Linked DNA regions of Mus musculus: region 1 is linked to region 2. The links are chromatin loops, found by intact Hi-C in ENCODE. Cell type or tissue: left cerebral cortex. All regions are shown on one strand. Each heading gives the region's core, and the rest is flanking DNA. Links, peaks and the distances in the headings are about the cores only. Region 1 overlaps Kcnk7 (potassium channel, subfamily K, member 7). Region 2 holds the start of Frmd8 (FERM domain containing 8).

Region 1 (8,323 bases), core at 104-8,103, 170 kb before region 2:
CTACCCTAGGGCACAAAATGGGTGTTGTAGTTTAAAGAACACTGGGAGCCATGTTGAGAGTTTCAAGTAGTGCCAGGGTGGATGGTCACACTGGGAAGTGGGGGGGGGGGTATTCTGAGCACCCTAAGAGCTGCCCCTACTGCCTCTTCTCCCCAGGTTACTTGCTCCTGGGGCTCCTGGCCATGTTGTTAGCAGTAGAGACCTTCTCAGAGCTGCCTCAGGTCCGTGCCATGGTGAAATTCTTTGGGCCCAGTGGCTCTAGAACCGATGAAGATCAAGATGGCATCCTAGGCCAAGATGAGCTGGCTCTGAGCACTGTGCTGCCTGACGCCCCAGTCTTGGGACCAACCACCCCAGCCTCAGTATCAGAACATCAGAACAGACCCCAGCCTGCTGACCCCAGTCAGGCGACAGGAAGTCAGCTCGATCGTGTTGGGGGACCTGAGCGGGAGGCACCAAGGAGTGCTTGAAGAACATAGCAGGAAGGGGTTATGGGAATGAATATGTCATGGGATAATGTTAATTTTAAAAATTAAATGGGCTGCTTAGCATGCACCAAGCGACTCTGGGCTAAATCTTCTAGCACTAGGAAAAATATTCAACTGTGTGAGTATGTGTATGTCAAACAAAAAAAACAAAAAACAAAAAACAAAAAATTCTAGTGGGGGTGGTAAACTCAGGCATGGAGGCATGGAGCGTGTTTGGAGGTCAAAGGACAACTTTGTGGAGTTGGTGCATTCCTTCCACCTTTGGGAGGCCCCAGGGATCGAACTCAGATCCTCAAGCTTGCTCAACAATGTTTTTTATCTACTGAGCAATCTTTTTTTTTAAAGATTTATTTATTTATTTTATGTATGTAAGTACACTGTAGCTGTCTTCAGACACACCAGAATAGGGCATCGGATCCCATTACAGATGGTTGTGAGCCACCATGTGACTGCTGAGAATTGAACTCAGGACCTCTGGAAGAGCAGTCAGTGCTCTTAACTGCTGAGCCATCTCTCCACCCCTACTGAGCTATCTTAATGACCCATTTCAATAGTTTTTTTCTTTAGAACAACATCACTGAGTTTGAGGACAGCCTGGTCTACAGAGTGAGTTGCAGGATAGATAAGGCCGTACAGAGAAACCCTGTCTCAAAAACAAAAGCAAACAAACATGAGAGCAATGTAAATGAGACCAGCCTTGAACTCACAGAGATCTGCCTCTCTCGCACCACCAACATAGCTGAGACTGGCCTGGAACTCTTGATCCTTCGTCCTCCAGCATCACCCCAAATACTGGATTGAAAGGTTTTATAGGTGTACACCACCACACTTGTGTTTTCAGATTTTCTTTCAAAATGGGCTTTCCCTCTGGCCTCCATCCTTGGAAGGTCACATCTGTGAACCGCTAAACTCAACTGGCTCCGGGTTAGAATCCTATACACAGCATCAGCGTTATTAGCTAAGTCCCACCCTCTTCCTTCCATTGAGGCCCTGTTGAGAAAGGGCAGGCGCTGGTTTGTTCTACTCCAACTTTATTGCTCCCTCCAGAAGAGAAGGAGGATGTGGGTGTCAGTCCCCACACCATCCCTTGCCTGGGATCCTGGCCACCGCCAAAACATTCACATACACTCGGATAAATAAACACTAGCAGGCTCACTGCTCCAGCCCGAGAGTCTGGTCAGTCTTGCTTCTGCTCGCTGAAGGAGCATGGGGACCTGGCCTCTGCTGTGCAGGCTGGGGGAGTGGCGAAGACGGTCCACGACCAGAGAAAGGGACAAACCAGACAGGAGACTCAGCTCAGGGTACAGCGTTCCCGCCTGCTCAGCTGCCGGCTCACCTTGCGACGTCTCTGCTCCAGGCCTCGTTCTAGGCGCTCATCTTCCTCCAGAGCGCTGAAGATAGGGGTTCAAGTTAGTCTCAAAGTTGGCCCTACTTGCAAGCCCTGAGATTCCAGGCACAGCACTCCAGGAGTGCGCCCTGGGGCTTCTTCAAAACCAAGAACCACCCAGGTCCCCCACTCACATCCGTTCCTTCTGGTCCAGGTCCCGGACCAGTTCATCCCTCTGGTTCACCAGAGACACCAGCTCCTCCAACAGGAGTTGCTCGCGGTGCTGCTGCGCAACTGTTTTCTGCCACTCTAAGAAACCAGGAGCCTGAGTCAGGAGGGTTCCTCCCCTGACCCTGTTCTACCTCCAGCCTTTGCTGGCCCAGACCCACTTCCTACCTTCAATGGCCAGCATGGCCCGCAACTCTCGGCTCAGCAGTTCAAACCTCCGCTCCAAGTCCTGCTCCTCGATGCTGTCAGAGAAGTATGTTAAGTTAGAAGTGGGATGTAAGCGCCCAGGGCTGTGAGCACTTCCTCCCTATCCGTTTCCATAGAGGGCTAGGAGACCCTCAATGCTCTGTGCTGATGCCCATTCAGAGTTCCCTGTTGTTCCAGCTACCCTTCAATTGCAGTTTGGATACGTATGTTTCTACCAATCCACACCCCTCTTAGGATTATTTAGAAGAAAGAAGTATGCTAACATTGTTCTGAGGAAATGATTCAAACTGCAAACAGGAAGCAAAGCTGCCTCTGGCATGCAGGTCGGTAAGAGCAAGGATGGGGAGAGGGGCTTGCCACCCCACTTCTGAACCGGCTCGGATTACTCTCAGCTCATTTTCCTAACTGTAAAGCTAGAGTCAAAGCGGAGGGCCTGATTTCTCACTAAAGAGTACCAACATAAGACGTATATGCTTCGCCAGGCAGTGATGGTGCGTGACTTATTCCCAGCACTCAGGAGGCAAAGGCAGACAGATGTCTGTAAGTTCAAGGCCAGCATGGTCTACACAGAGAGCTCCAGGACAGCCAGGGGCACATACTCAGAGAAGTCCTGTCTTGTACAAACAAACAAACTCTCCTTGGTGATGGAGAAATGACTTGGTGGCTAAGAGCATTGGCTGCTCTTCCAGAGGACTGGGATTCGATTCCCAGCACCCACACGGCAGCTCACAACTGTCTGTAACTCCAGTTCCAGAGGATCTGTCACCCTCACACCACGTACACAAAATAAAATTAATAAATTATTTAAAAGGGGCGGGGGTGTAGGCTGGAGAGATGGCTCAGCGGTTAACAGCACTGACTGCTCTTCCAAAGGTCCAGAGTTCAATTCCCAGGAACCACATGGTAACTCACAACCATCTGTAATGAGATCTGACTCCCTCTTCTGGTGTGTCTGAAGACAGCAACAGTGTACTCATACATTAAATAAATAAATAATCTTTTAAAAAAAGAGGTGTATGAGCCGGGCATGGTGGTGCATGCCTTTAATCCCAGCACTCGGGAGGCAGAGGCAGGCGAATTTCTGAGTTCGAGGCCAGCCTGGTCTACAAAGTGAGTTCCAGGATAGCCAGGGCTACACAGAGAAACCCTGTCTCGAAAAACCAAAAAAAAAAAAAAAAAAAAAAAAAAAAAGAGATGTATGTTTTTATACAGTTAGACAAGACAAAATACTAATAAAATGACTATGCAAAATCTCTCCAAAAAGATCTTTGAAAAAAGGAGAAAGAAGTGGCCAGGTAACTCTAACCAAAGTAAGCTCAGCTTCACTGCTGTCTGGGCAGCCCTGAGCCAGCTGGGCGGGCAGGCGGGCAGGCGGGCAGAGGCCTAGCAGCAAGAGGCTTAAAGCCAGACTCACAGCAGCTGCAGCTGGTCCTGCCTCCGGATGAGCGCATTCTTCTTGTTGACCAGGGTGAACCATTCCTGAATCAGCACCTCCTCCTGCAGCCTGTTGGCACCTGAATCAGGCCAGGACAGTCACCAGTCACCAGAGATGCCTCCTGACAGGGCAGAGCAGCTGGGGGTGGGGGTGGGGAGCGCTTGTTTTCCTGTGGTATCTCAGAAGTCTCAGCTACATCCCACCAACCAGCTTCCTGGGACCACCAAAGGGACTCTAGTGGTATCTCCTCCCAGCTCCTCTCAAGGTCAGGAGCTGCTGCAGAGCTGGGCAGATTTAGGGAGGAGGCTGTTGAGGAGCGAGCCCCAAAATCAGGGGTCCCACCTGATTCCATGAGGCTCCTCAGCTGCTTCTCCACCTCAGCGGCCCTCCCATCTATCTGTCCCTGTTCCTGCTCCAGGGCTTGCAGCTCTGCGCACACGTACTGACTTGTGTCCTGGAACCGTTGCTAGAAGGGGAAGGAAGGAGGCAGAGGACAGGTGAGCTCACCCCAGGCCAGCTCAGAAAGTACCACACCAACTCTGCCCACCTAACTCTCCTTACCAGGCCTGTCTCTTCCCCCAGGCTGGGTGATGACTCCTCAGTAGGAGGGGGCCCACCTGCAGACAAAAACCAGGACAGGTCCCTCCAGTTAGCAGAAGTCCCCAAAAGCGCCCAGAAGGATCCCTGAACATCGTGAGCTGAGCTCTGTCACCACCCCCATCTTCCAAACTACTTACCGGGCGGCTGCTGTGGGGCTGGGGCTGGGAGTGGGTTAGCGTCAGGGCTGGAGGCAGGGTTTGGACCTTCCTGTGGAAAGAGTCTAATGAGAGCTGGGGTTTTTTAGTTCCCAAAGTCACTGCAGACAACTAAGGACTCTAATACACAGCAGAGGGAGGAGCTTTGGTCCAGCTGCTTCTCCAGTCCCACAAGCACCTCCTTCAGGATAAAGGACTTCCTCAATGAAAAGCCATGCCTTCACTCCCACCCGAGGGCCTGGGGTCATCCTCCTCTCTGCCTCCAAATGCTCCTGCGGGGCATTGAGTTGATAATTCTTTTAGGGTAAGTCAGTGGGAAAGACACAGCAGGAACCCTTTCCTTCCACTCTTCCCCATCCCTTCAAAGAGCAGCGACAGAGCTACCCCATCAGGAGCTAGGCTACCCTGAGTCTGCATCTACCTTCTGGCCAGAAGGGGGCACCCTCCTACCTGCTAGGATTTCATATCTAGAGCCTACAATGCTCTTTGCAGGAACTAAGGAATTTTGTTATGGAAAGGCTTAAGTCTGGCCCCCATTGTTCCCTATTCCCTGTTACTAGGGCCCAATTATTTTTAAAAACAATCTACATTTATTTATTTTATGGTATGAGTGTTTTACCAGCATGTATGTATGTGGTGTACTGGTGTCCAATATTTGCAGAGGTCAGAAAGGGGGTGTCAGATGGCCCAAAGATCTCTTGGAAACTGGAGTTATAAACTACAGTGTGACCCAGTGTGGGTGCTGGGAACCAAACTCAGGTCCTCGGCAAGAGCAGCCAGTGCTCTTGGCCCCTGGGGCCTAACTTTTAACTCTAACAGCCTGGCTCCTTGGACAACACTCTCAGCCACTCTCTGGCTCAGAGGTGTAGAACCTAAAGGAGTTAGTCAACTGTTCACCCCAACGTGTGCCCATCAGACAAGTCATGCTGCTCAGGTGCTATCCTGTCTGGACAGGAATAGCGGTGGTGCCACCCGCCACCATCATTCACGTCCATCTCAAGCTGCGAGGCCTCCCCAAAACATCTACTTCTGCTGTAGCTCTCTCCATACCCCGTGTCAGCGCCCAGTCTCAGTGCTCAGGCCTCGGGAGCTACACCCTCAATTCCTTTACCACCACAAGGCCCTCTGGCCACAGCAATGGACTTTCAGTTCCCTAAAAAGCTTCCTGAAACCACTCTCCAGCTTGAGTTGCTCCAAACCAACTCGACCTTCCTGGCCCAGCTTGGACCCCTCCTACAGGTGGCCCCTCGCACGTCCCTCCCCACCTCTGCCTCTCTTCCTGGCCTCATGGCTGCTCAGACCCCACACACCTCCTTGTGCTATTGGTTATTGCATCCTCTTTAACTACAGTCGGCCTGTGTATTTGGGACAGGATGTGACTATGTAGCTCCGGCTGGCAGGAACCTGCTCTGTAGCCCAGGCTGGCCTCGAACTCACGGAGATCCCCCTGTGTGTGCATGCCACACAGATGTGGCTACCCTTAGAGACAGAGGCACGAGGTCACCTGGAACCAGAGTCACAGACTATTGTGAACTCACTCCCTCTTTTGTATGTTTGCAGTTGAACTTGGGTCCTCTGGAGACCAATACTCACTCTTAACCACTAGGCCATCCTGCAAGCCCTGGTTATTGTATTTTTAAGTCACGTGTATGTGCATACGAGCTCAGGTGTCGTCGGAAGGCAGAAGAACCTGTCAGACCTTCTGGAGCTGGTTACAGGCCTACAGCTGTGAGCCACTGGCTATAGGCGTTGAGAACCAAACTCAGATCCTTTGTAAGAGGAATTTTCACTCTTAACCCTGCGCCATCTTCCCTTTAGCTAGCCCAGGAGTCTAGCACATGCGGTACATCAACTAAAGGCAACCCCTGCCGAGCACTCCCGTCTCTCTAGGGACCACAGAGGCAGTGGTTAGTCTCACTCTGCAGACAATAAAGTAGGAAGCCAGAAATGAAGTTTGCCATAGAAATTGATCTATGGCCTAGGGCTGTCTAACGCAAAATTTGTTCCCAGCCCAGCAGTTGTGACGCATGCCTTTAGTCCCAGCACTCAGGAGGCAGAGACACACAGATCTCTGTGAGTTTGAGGCAGCCTGGTCCACAGAGTGAGTTCTGGGACAACTAGGGATACACACAAAGAAATCCTGTCTCAGGTTAAAAGAAAAAGAAAAAAACAAAAAACAAAAACCAAAAAAACAAAAAAACAAAAACAAGCAATCAAAGAAACCAACTTGATCCAAGCCTGGACACACTGCCCCACTGGGCTTGATAGCATCTTTGTGTGTAAAATTGGAGATAGAGCCCAGACCCGATGCAGGACTCCAGCCAGGCATCTAGGGCAGCATTTAGCTCACAATTTTGATACCACATAGTATGGTTTCATACCACTTCGCAAAGGGTTTTCACAATTTTGATCTTATCCTCAGGGGAAAAGGACCCCCCCTCTCTCGGGGGAGGGGGGCTAGCAGAGGGCGACAGTTGACACCACAGTCTCAGAACCCAGGTTAGCAGCAGCAACAGCAACCCTCTGCCTCGGTTCTTTATCTCCCTCAACTTCACTATCCCCACCCTTAAAAAGCAGGAGTCATGGCTCCCTGTAAGGGATACTGTGGGAAGCCAGGCAATGGCACAGATGGCCCACCTGGCAGAGTAGGCCAAGTAGAGGGTTGAGTGTGCTAAGGTCAGCCACATTTGTGCTCACTCACACAGCCCTGATGGGAATTCCAAAACTTCCTCCTCGTGTCTGACCCAGATTCCTCTTTCTATACTTTCCTCAAGGGGCTGCCCTAAAAGCACCCATGTTTCTCATGCAGCTGCTTCCACCCCACCTCAGCCTCCAGGTGCCTGATCTCATCCTACTCCAGGCCTTGGAGAGCTTCCAAGGGTGGGGTCAGGCTGAACAACCTCCTAAAACTGTCAGGGCAAAGTCGGCCAATGAGAAAGGCTCCTTGGTCCCACTGCTCAAATAGCTCCAGTGAAGTAAGGGCAGAAGGAGGGCCTGGCTTAGAAACCAGCTGTGGGACTCAGCCCAGAAGGGTGAACCCCGCCCCTTGTGATTTAAAGGGCCACTGACCTACATTAGCCAGCTGGGCTGCAAGTACCACCTCCACCTTTTGAAGGAAATGCCTTTCCACCTCTCTTTCCCAGGTTCCTGTGTCTCTGGACCTTCCCTCAGGGCTCCTATTCCCAACCACCTCACTGCTATCTGGGGACTTCATGAGCATGACTGTCAGGTCCCTAAATGAGACCTGAATGTCCTGAGGCTGCCCTTTTGCCTGAGTGAGGTCTCCTCATTTGAGAACTACTCCTTCCCGTTTTCTTTTCTCTCTCTTGTCTTGTATGTTATTTGTGTGTGTGTGTGTGTGTGTGTGTGTGTGTGTGTGTGCATCTGTGTGTGTGTGTCTGTCTGCATCTGTGTATGTGTGTGCATTTGTGTGTGTGTGTGTGTACCAGTTGTCTTCCTCCATCACACTCCACTCTGTTTGCTTCCTTTCTTTCTTATCAGATTTATTTATTTATGTATTGGTGAAGTAGGTTGTGTGCCCCAAGACATGGGTGACAGTCAGAGGACAACTTGTGTGAGTGATTCTTTCCTTCCACCGTGTGGACACCAGGGATAGAGGTCAGGTCACCTGATAAGCCATCAGCCTGCCACCTTATTTTTTGAGAAAGCATCTCTCACTGAACCTGAAGCCCGGATTGGTACAGGATTTTTACATGGTGCTAGGGATCCTAACTGAGGTCCTGGGGCTTGTGCCACAAACGCTTTACTGCTAAGCCCACCCGCACCCACGCCTGCGCCTGCGCCCACGCCCGTACCCACACCCACACCCGGCCATGGAATGTTTTGTTTTATTTTGTTTTGAAATGGCTTGAACTCCTGATCT
Region 2 (8,323 bases), core at 212-8,211:
CCTAATTTCCTCCCAATAAAATGAAGAGGTGGAGAATCCCTGCTTTCAAAGAGCTGTCTGCAAAAAAAGAAATGGGACAAAGGAAGTGGTGCCCTTTTCCAATCATGTGTCTTCATTTGAAAACAAGAGAAAGTTCAGGAGTGTGGCTCAGTCACTAAGCTAGAGACAGATCTCAGCTAAGTCCTTTGATTTCTGAGTCCGCCACATCTAAACAAATCTTATTATTTACTACATGATTAACTTACTGAAAAAGACAAACTGGAGTCACGTCCCCAGGCTGGAACCAAAGAGTTCAAAAGAGATGAAAGAAGAAAGTAGAGACCTACCTCGGGCACCCACTGAAGAGACGCTACTTCGGTGGGACCGCTCCGCAGGGCCGGGCTGCCCCGCGTTGCCTTCTGCCCCCTCCATCTGCAAAAAGAACTCTAGACAATTAATGGGGGGGGGGTCTTAAGGAGATGGTCTCCTCAAGCTCTCAACCAAGAAGCAAAGGGGTCTCGGTCTACAATTCTTAACCTATGTTCAGGGATCAAATGTGTAGGGTGAAAGTAGAGAGTGACCCTCAGCCGAGTGCAGATCGGGTGGGCTGAGTCAGGGAAGTGACCGTCAGGTGCAGGGGTCTCAAGTTTCTCAAGAAATGGCCAAACAAGTCGGGACGCGCCCCTGTCCAGGGCGGGGACACGGGCAGGGTGTGGCTACGCTCTCACCTTGCAGGGTCGCAGAGCCCACTGCCTCACTCCAGAATGCCACCCGACTCAGGCCTCCAGTTCTGGACCCACCACCACACCGGCCGGCGGGGTCTCCGGTCCTGCCCAGGGTCGATTCGCAGGCGTTACGCCGCAGAAGCTGCCGCGGGAGGAAGCACAAACCCGAGGCCCCGCCTCTCCGACTGAAGGAGCCAATCGGAGCCAGAAGCCTCGGCGCACGCGTACTCCCGCATTTCGATCTTTGGTCCTTCCTACCCACCCTGGTTCCCAGCTTACTTAGATCACGCAAGTCTCAAAGACCCGGTCTAGCCACGCCCCCGAGTCCTGTATTGTCCCTCTCCCGTCGCCCTCACTCCCCGCACAGCCAACTACATGAGTAGTGTTGCTTCATGCATAAGACCCTTGGTCTGTAATAGGATGTGGGGAAGATTCATTAGAACCAAGGATGAGGGCAAGAGCTGTGCAGCTACCGCTCCGTGTGACTTGACTGGGCCCCTCTCTAAAATGACCCACCTTGTGGGTGGATGGTGCCGCAGTCCTCTCAGGCCTGTTCTGAAGGCCTGAAGGGGTACTGGCTCTTGGCCTTGGGTAGGAATCGGGGCCCTGGACAAGTCCCTTCCCAGCTAGATCTGTTTTTCACCTGTAGCATGAGATTGGACTGAATGACTCCCAACAATCCCTTTCACTCTCATTACGAATGTAGGTTGGAAACATGGGACTTGCTGTGCTTCCAGGGTGCAGTCACATAAGCCTGGCTGTCTTAGAGACATAGCCTCCAAGATCCCGAAGTGCCAGGCATTGTGCTTCCCAAAATCTTATCACCAAATTGTTCTGACAAACCATCACGTGTGTGCCTAAGGCCTGGAATGTATGGAGAAAAACAAGTCCATATACATGCCACTTGAGCCAGAAATTGTTCCTGGTGCCAGCAGTCACTTGGGATCTGGTGCAGGGACGTGAGTTCTCCTTGCCACTTGGTTTCTTTGCTGGAAAGCAGATGAAAGCTCCTGCCTTCAGTATTTGTTTTTGTTTTGTAGAGTTTTCAATTTAGTTCATTTAGGGACAAACTTAATGGCACACAAGCCTTTAATCCTAGCAGAGAGAGGCAGAGACAGGCAGATCTCTGATTTCCAGAGCACACAGAGCTATACAGTGAGACCCTGTATGGGGGGCAGGAGGGTGGGGACAAGCAAAACTGTAGTAGGCAGGCCAACCATGGAAGCAAATAATCCTACCACTTGGATGCTGGAGACAGGAGGATCAGCACGAGTCAAGGCCAAACTTGGTCACACAGCTAGTCCAAAGTTAGCCTCGGATATGTGAGGCTCTATCTCTAAAACAAACAAACAAACAAACAAACAAACAAAAACTACCAAGACAAAAACAAAACAACAAAAGAACAAATATTACAGAAGGCCTCAGCATTGCTATAGAAGACATAAACCACTATAGGCGGAGAGGAGGAATCTTCAGTTCCTTCTTATCCACCATGTGCTGCACATGGGCCAAGCCCTTTTCTCTCTGTCACTTGCCATCTTATGGGCTCTGTAAATGGAACCAAGAGGATTAGTAGCTACCATTTATGTGTTGGATACTTAAAAAAAATCTCTCTCTCTCTCTCTCTCTCTCTCTCTCTCTCTCTCCGTCTCTGTGTGTGTCTGTGTGTGTTCAACCCAGGCCTTGTACATGTAAACTGAGCACTCTACTCCTGAGCTACACCTGAAAGAAACAGGTAGGGAAAACACTCAGCCACACAAATCTTACAAGATTGAAAGTGTGTGTATGTGTGTGTGTGTGCATGTGTGTGTGTGTGTGTGTGTGTGTGTGTGTGTGTAATTTTAGAGTCTACCCATGAGAAAGTGTGATGCTGGTGGTCTTTCTGAGGTCAGCTTACTTTGTTTCCCATAATAATCTTCTACTTCTGCCCAGTTGCTTGCAAGTGACACCATGTTAGTGTCCTTTACACCCTAAAACTGCGTTGTGTATGTGTACCACATGGTCTTTGCCCATTCCAACGTTGGACTTTTCATTCTTCTGGCCACTGATGCTGCTCCTGACCTTTCTATTCATTCATCCATTCGTCATTCATTAGCATGTGTTCTGTCTACCCTGTGCCACGTTCTCTAATCCTTTAAACATGTAAACGGATCAAGCAGTCACAGGTCCTTGACTGCATAGACAACCAGTTAGCTGCTCATAATAGATCAGCGACAAGAGCAAGGGCAAGGGACTTGTCCAGAGACCGACTTCTGTCCAAGACCAAGAGCCTTCAGAACAGGCCTGGGAAGACAGCACTGCGACACCATCCACTGCCCAGACCCTCTCGGGTCCCCAGGAAAGTTTCTCCATCTCAGAAAGAGGCCCAGTCAAGTCGCATGGAACAGTAGCAGCTCTCGCCCTCATCCTTGGTTTTCACGAATCTTCACCACGTCCTATTACATATATATTACATATAAAGGTCCTTATGCATGTAGGTGGCTGTGCAGAGGCAGGGGCACCGGGGGCCAGGGGTCATTACAATTGTCCCTGAGATGACTTGTGGAGTGGTCTCACTAAAAAGGGGAGTTTTCAGCCCTAGCTTGAAGGAGGTCCGAGAGAGTAGGTCCAAGAAGAGGAAGCAATGCCGGCATTAGGGCCTCACGGCTGAGAGCCCTTTTCAGTGGAGCAGGAAGCAGAACATGAGGTCAGAGGAGAAGGGCGGTACATGAGCCTCTTCCGACTCGGCCTCTTCCTTCTTAGTTTTTAAAGAAAGGAACTGCAACTGTTGCAGTTTAGAAACAGGGAAATCTAAATCTAAGCCCTGGTATCTGCTGAGGACCATCTTGCCCCATCATCGTGAGGCAGAGAGGCAGGAGAGCGGAATTTTGGTTTTGATGTAGCGCAGCAGTGGGCCACTGCACAGTCAAAAGCCCATTGTTTCTTCCCCTGGGCAAAAGGAGGCTGCGGTTCTGATTCATGGCTGTAAACAACTCTGGAGAGAGCAGACAAACAGGCTTCAGGGCCTGGTGAGTCACTTCTGGGGGCCGGGGCCTCCCTCTTTTTGGGTTATTCTTATTCTGACTAGGCATAGGTGGCTGCTGCAGGCCACTGTAGCCTGGGACTGCCACCTCGTGGCCACGTTCTGACTTCACATAGCCCCACAGCTTGTCAGGGTAGGTGGGAATGAATGGGAATTTGCTATGAACTGGCTGGTCAAGCAGGGCCCAGGTCCTTGCTCACTAAGGCAGCCTTCGAGAGGCTCGCCAAACTAGGACTCAGTTGGCATCCTCTGTGAGCCAGCATGGCTGTCACTGTCTAGGCACAGAACCCTGGATCTCTGTGGCTGTCAACCTGCCTCTAGAGATTCCATTACTTCTCAGGCCTCTTCCAGTCTCAGGGTCACAGACGTTGGCTCACTCTCGCTAATGGTTGCCTGAGGTCTGGGCACTGGGCCACCACGCACACTCCAGCCAGGGTTAAACATTAGTGGGAGGTTATCGGGTTTGGAAAGGGGGTGGGGAATCTCACTTGCAACAGTCTCCAGCGGGCCTGCTCGGAGTACCAGTTCCCACAGGAGCCCAGAAAATGCCCGTGGAAGAGTTTGTGGCTGGCTGGATCTCTGGTGAGACATTTTTCTTCTTTTTGTCCTATCATCCCTAAGGGTGGGTGGCTTCCCTGGGAGGATGGGTTGTTGAGAGAAGTTGTTCCCTCTGGAGCACCCGCACCCAGCTGTCCCCAGAGCCTTCTGGGAATGGCCAAGGAGGCCGAGAGGAAAGAAGCAAGCAGGAACTGCTTCTCTATCCGAAGGCCATACTGTCGGGGGGCGGTGGGGATCTGACAGCCAAGGTACAACCTCACCCAAGCCCTTCTCCCAGACCAGTGTGAGGGGACCAGAACACATTTACCTTTGATCTCTCCGGCTGTCCTGTCCTTATTTTACCTTTGGAAATCTGCCCTACCTGTCAATGGGTGCACTCCTGAGCCTTGAGAAAGGACACTGTGAACGCACCCCTGGTGAGGGCCACCCCAAGCCCCAGAAACAGCATCTTCTGCAGAGACTAAGACTAGCCAGTGTGTGGCTTTCTCCCCTGGGTCCAGCAGGACGCTAAGAAGGGCTCCCCACTCTGTACTGATAATTGTGACAAGGCAGAAGGCAGGAGGAGGTGGCCAGCAGGGCCTGTTCTCATTCAAGGCCACAGAACTCTGCAAGGAAGGCTGAAGTACTGCTGACACAGTTAGAAACAGTAGCTACTCCTTCTAGAGCAGTGGTTCTCACCCTTCTTAATGCTGTGACCCTTTAATACAGTTCCTCATGTTATGGTGAGCTCCAACCATAAAATTATTTTACTGTTACTTTATAACTAATTTTGTTACTGTTATGATTCATAACATAAATATCTGATACACAGAATATCTGATCTGTAACCCCCAATGGGGTCACCAGCCACAGGTTAAGAACGACCAGTCTGGAGCCTCATCTTCCACGGTCAGAGCTGGGGATAGTGTAACACCTGGTTCTTTCCTATTGTGTGTGTGGCCTCAAGTGAGGCCATGGGTCTCCCTCCTTTGTCCCAGCGTCTTTGTGACCCAGTACCAGGTATGGTAGGGGAGCAGAGTAGGGCAGCAGGAATGTCTGTGGAGCCCCAAGAATGTAGGTGGTGGGTGTCTGAGTACACGCAGCCTTCCTGCTCCAGCCTGCATCCTTCTTTCCTCTAGCATAGACTTGCTTCCTAGACTTGGCACACAGGCCTCACTCATACCACCTTCTTGCCACCGCAGGAGCTGTGGGCCTGGTCCTGGGGCACCCATTCGACACTGTAAAGGTGAGTGTAGCAAAGGCACCAGAGGAATAGATGGTCTGGCTGGAACCTGGGTGAGAGACTGGGCCTGGCTGGCTGGGCTGGCTCACTGGTGTGCCTGCCTGCCAGCGTCTGCTGCATGGGTGACCTGGCTGCCATTGTAGGAGCAGCCCTGGCTTGCCCATCTGCCTCACATAACCAGTACTTTCTATCCAGGTGCGGTTACAGACCCAAAGCACGTACCAGGGCATTGTGGACTGCGTAGTCAAGACTTACCGCCATGAGTCAGTAGGTAGCCCACTTGTTGGCGGTAAAGAATCATCGGGGCAGGTGGGGTCTGTTTCCTTTGCTTGCTGCTTGCTAACAGCTTCTAAGTCTTCACCCTTGAGGGTATCCGAGAGTCCTCTAGTGCCTCAAAAGTGGTGACGGGGTTCTCACAGCCTCCTTCACATGCTGTCTGCCTGACACAGTGCTTGGGAGGAAGTGCTCTACAGCTCAGAGGCCTGGCCAGAGCTGGATGTGGGACACGGAAGCCCACCATGAGTAACGGTGCTACCATGTTGCTCTGCAGGTCCTGGGTTTCTTCAAGGGAATGAGTTTCCCCATCGCCAGTGTAGCCCTGGTCAACTCCGTCCTGTTCGGAGTGTACAGCAACACGCTCCTGGCGCTAACAGCCACCTCCCATCAGGAGCGACGGGCCCAGCCACCCAGCTACACAAACATCTTTATAGCAGGTTGTACTGGGGGCCTCCTGCAGGTGAGAGCGTCGTTCATGGGCACACATGCAGGTGGCACAGTGATGGATCTGAGTCCCCCACCCCCAGGGACTCCCAGCCGTGCATAAGAAGGTCTTCCTAAGGGGTGCTTGTAGACGTTGCTCCCATTGACCTAGCCATGGTGTGCCTGGTCAGGCTGGAGGTGAAAGGTCATGGAGACCAGAAGTTGGGAGGTAGGGCAAAAAGCAGAGAGTTGGGGGTCAGTGTGAAGAAGATGCCAGGCAGAAGCAGTCAATGCCTGCTGTCAGGGTTGTCTACCTTCAGAGGCTCTACCAGCCCCAAAGTTGTGGGGAGACTATACAGCATGGTGACCTTTGACCCTGAGGAGCTGTCATACTCAGTAGAATTGAGTTTTGTCCTGAAGTGATCCTAAAGGGGTCCTAGAGATCATGCCACCTGCTCAACCAGGCCTTTGCCTGCAGTACAGGGTAACCGCAATCTCTGAGCCTTGCCTGAGGCCAGAGGTCACAGATGCTGCGATTTGGCCAATCAGTGCATGAGTCGCTCCCATCATTTATTTTGGTCTTTGTTCTCAGCACTGAAGTAACCAGGTTTTTATGGGGTGTGGTGAAGACTAGAAGAGTTTCTAGGCCCCAGATGGGACCTGAGCTAAAGGGAGTGTCTGAGAAGAACCAAACAAAGGGGCAGGTGCCAGCTCAGCCCTCACCCCAGATGGGTTCCTGGGTGACCCTTTAATGGGTACCTGCCCTGATGCCACTGATACTTCATGGGGCAGAGAGCAAGCTCAGAGGACAAAGTCAGGATGTGCACGTCAGTGGTTAATGATTACGGAGGCTGCGGAGAGCGAGCGCTGCCTTGTCTTCCCTTCCCTCTTCCTCTCCCACCTCCTTCTAGTTTTCAAAAATTATTTACTTACGTTTTTTATTGTATGTGTATGAGTGCTTTGCCTACATATATACACACATGTACAACAAGTGCGTGCACTGCCTACAGAGGCCTGAAGGTGTTGGATCTCCTGGAACAAAAGTTACTACAGATGGTTTTGAGCTGCCATGTGGGTGCTGGGAATTGAACTCCAGTCCTCTGCAAGAGCAGCCCGTGTGCCTAACACTGCCCTCCCTCCAACCCCCTTTCCTTTAGTGTTATCTTTTTTTTTTAAGATTTATTTATTTATTATATGTAAGTACACTGTAGCTGTCTTCAGACACCCCAGAAAAGGGCATCAGATCTCATTACAGATGGTTGTGAGCCACTATGTGGTTGCTGGGATCTGAACTCAGGACCTCTGGAAGAGCAGTCAGTGCTCTTAAGTTCTGAGCCATCTCTCCAGCCCCCTTTAGTGTTTTCAAAACAGGATCTTGTAAGTAGCCCTGGTTGGTCTGTAGTTTACTATGTAGATCAGGCTAACCTAAAACTTACGACAAAATCCTCTTGCCTTTTCCTCAGATTCTGGGATTAGAGTTATATACTACCCAACCAAGCTTCATGTTCCTTATTAGATACACATTTCTAAACTCAGAGGCCTGCACCCTTCAAAAACAGGAAGACTCTCCGTAAAGCGGCCTGACTTAGGGCCAGCCAGGCTCCACTTCTCAGTTTCCTTCCCTCATTTCTCTGAAAAGCATAGCGAGGAACTGTTAGGGCCTCAAGTGGTGCCCGGGTTCAGGAACCTGCTAAATCCAGGCTGTGCTAGGACATCTGCCAACAGGGGTTTGGAGCCAACTGTGTTTCTTTTTTTTCTTTTTCTCTTTTTGGTTTTTCGAGACAGGGTTTCTCTGTGTAGCCCTGGCTGTCCTGGAACTCACTCTGCAGACCAGGCTGGCCTGGAACTCAGAAATCTGCCTGCCTCTGCCCCCCCAAGTGCTGGGATTAAAGGTGTGCGCTACCATGCCTGGCTGCCAATTGTGTTTCAATGAGGACTTGAGAGGAAGGGGCAAGAGCTGAAGGCTTCTGTTGCTACAGACTTTACTTGTGGCCTTGGTTGGGGTTAAGTAACCCTTTAGGCTCCACAGTTCCCAACCCATGAGATGCCCCTGCTTCAGCCCTGGAACTCCAGGTCAGGAGCCCACTCCTAAATGTCTCAGCTCAGCCCTGCTGGCAG

The links. A loop is a pair of places that touch in the nucleus more often than their neighbours do. Peaks named below come from ENCODE experiments on the same cell type or tissue, not always from the same donor. Only the 100,000 strongest peaks of a DNase experiment are listed, where the experiment ranks them.
Region 1: a loop joins it to region 2, with 2.3 times the contacts of the local background. A loop is called at or near these places in 7 of 42 quality-filtered maps.

The regions. Positions count from the first base shown.
Region 1 is chr19:5,706,547-5,714,869 of GRCm38, forward strand. Kcnk7 (potassium channel, subfamily K, member 7) reads left to right here. Exons shown (of 3, transcript NM_010609.3): 3 at 157-555. The coding sequence ends at 470. Ehbp1l1 (EH domain binding protein 1-like 1) reads right to left here. Exons shown (of 19, transcript NM_053252.3): 13 at 4,423-4,492; 14 at 4,247-4,302; 15 at 4,028-4,151; 16 at 3,665-3,764; 17 at 2,212-2,285; 18 at 2,010-2,124; 19 at 823-1,879. The coding sequence ends at 1,780. Among named protein-coding and RNA genes, the nearest start is that of Kcnk7, 6.2 kb to the left of the region's middle. In left cerebral cortex, for the core only: CTCF peaks have their summits at 3,222 (motif pointing left) and 4,881 (motif pointing right); DNase peaks (open chromatin) are centred at 4,880, 5,562 and 7,406; H3K4me3 peaks cover 217 bases; H3K27ac peaks cover 726 bases.
Region 2 is chr19:5,874,384-5,882,706 of GRCm38, forward strand. It overlaps Frmd8 (FERM domain containing 8), which reads right to left and starts at 825. Exons shown (of 11, transcript NM_026169.4): 1 at 708-825; 2 at 327-411. The coding sequence starts at 411. Slc25a45 (solute carrier family 25, member 45) reads left to right here and starts at 3,439. Exons shown (of 6, transcript NM_134154.4): 1 at 3,439-4,308; 2 at 5,466-5,509; 3 at 5,702-5,773; 4 at 6,057-6,242. The coding sequence starts at 4,272. In left cerebral cortex, for the core only: a CTCF peak has its summit at 3,820 (motif pointing left); DNase peaks (open chromatin) are centred at 929, 3,411, 3,776, 4,286 and 1 more place; H3K4me3 peaks cover 1,943 bases; H3K27ac peaks cover 3,134 bases.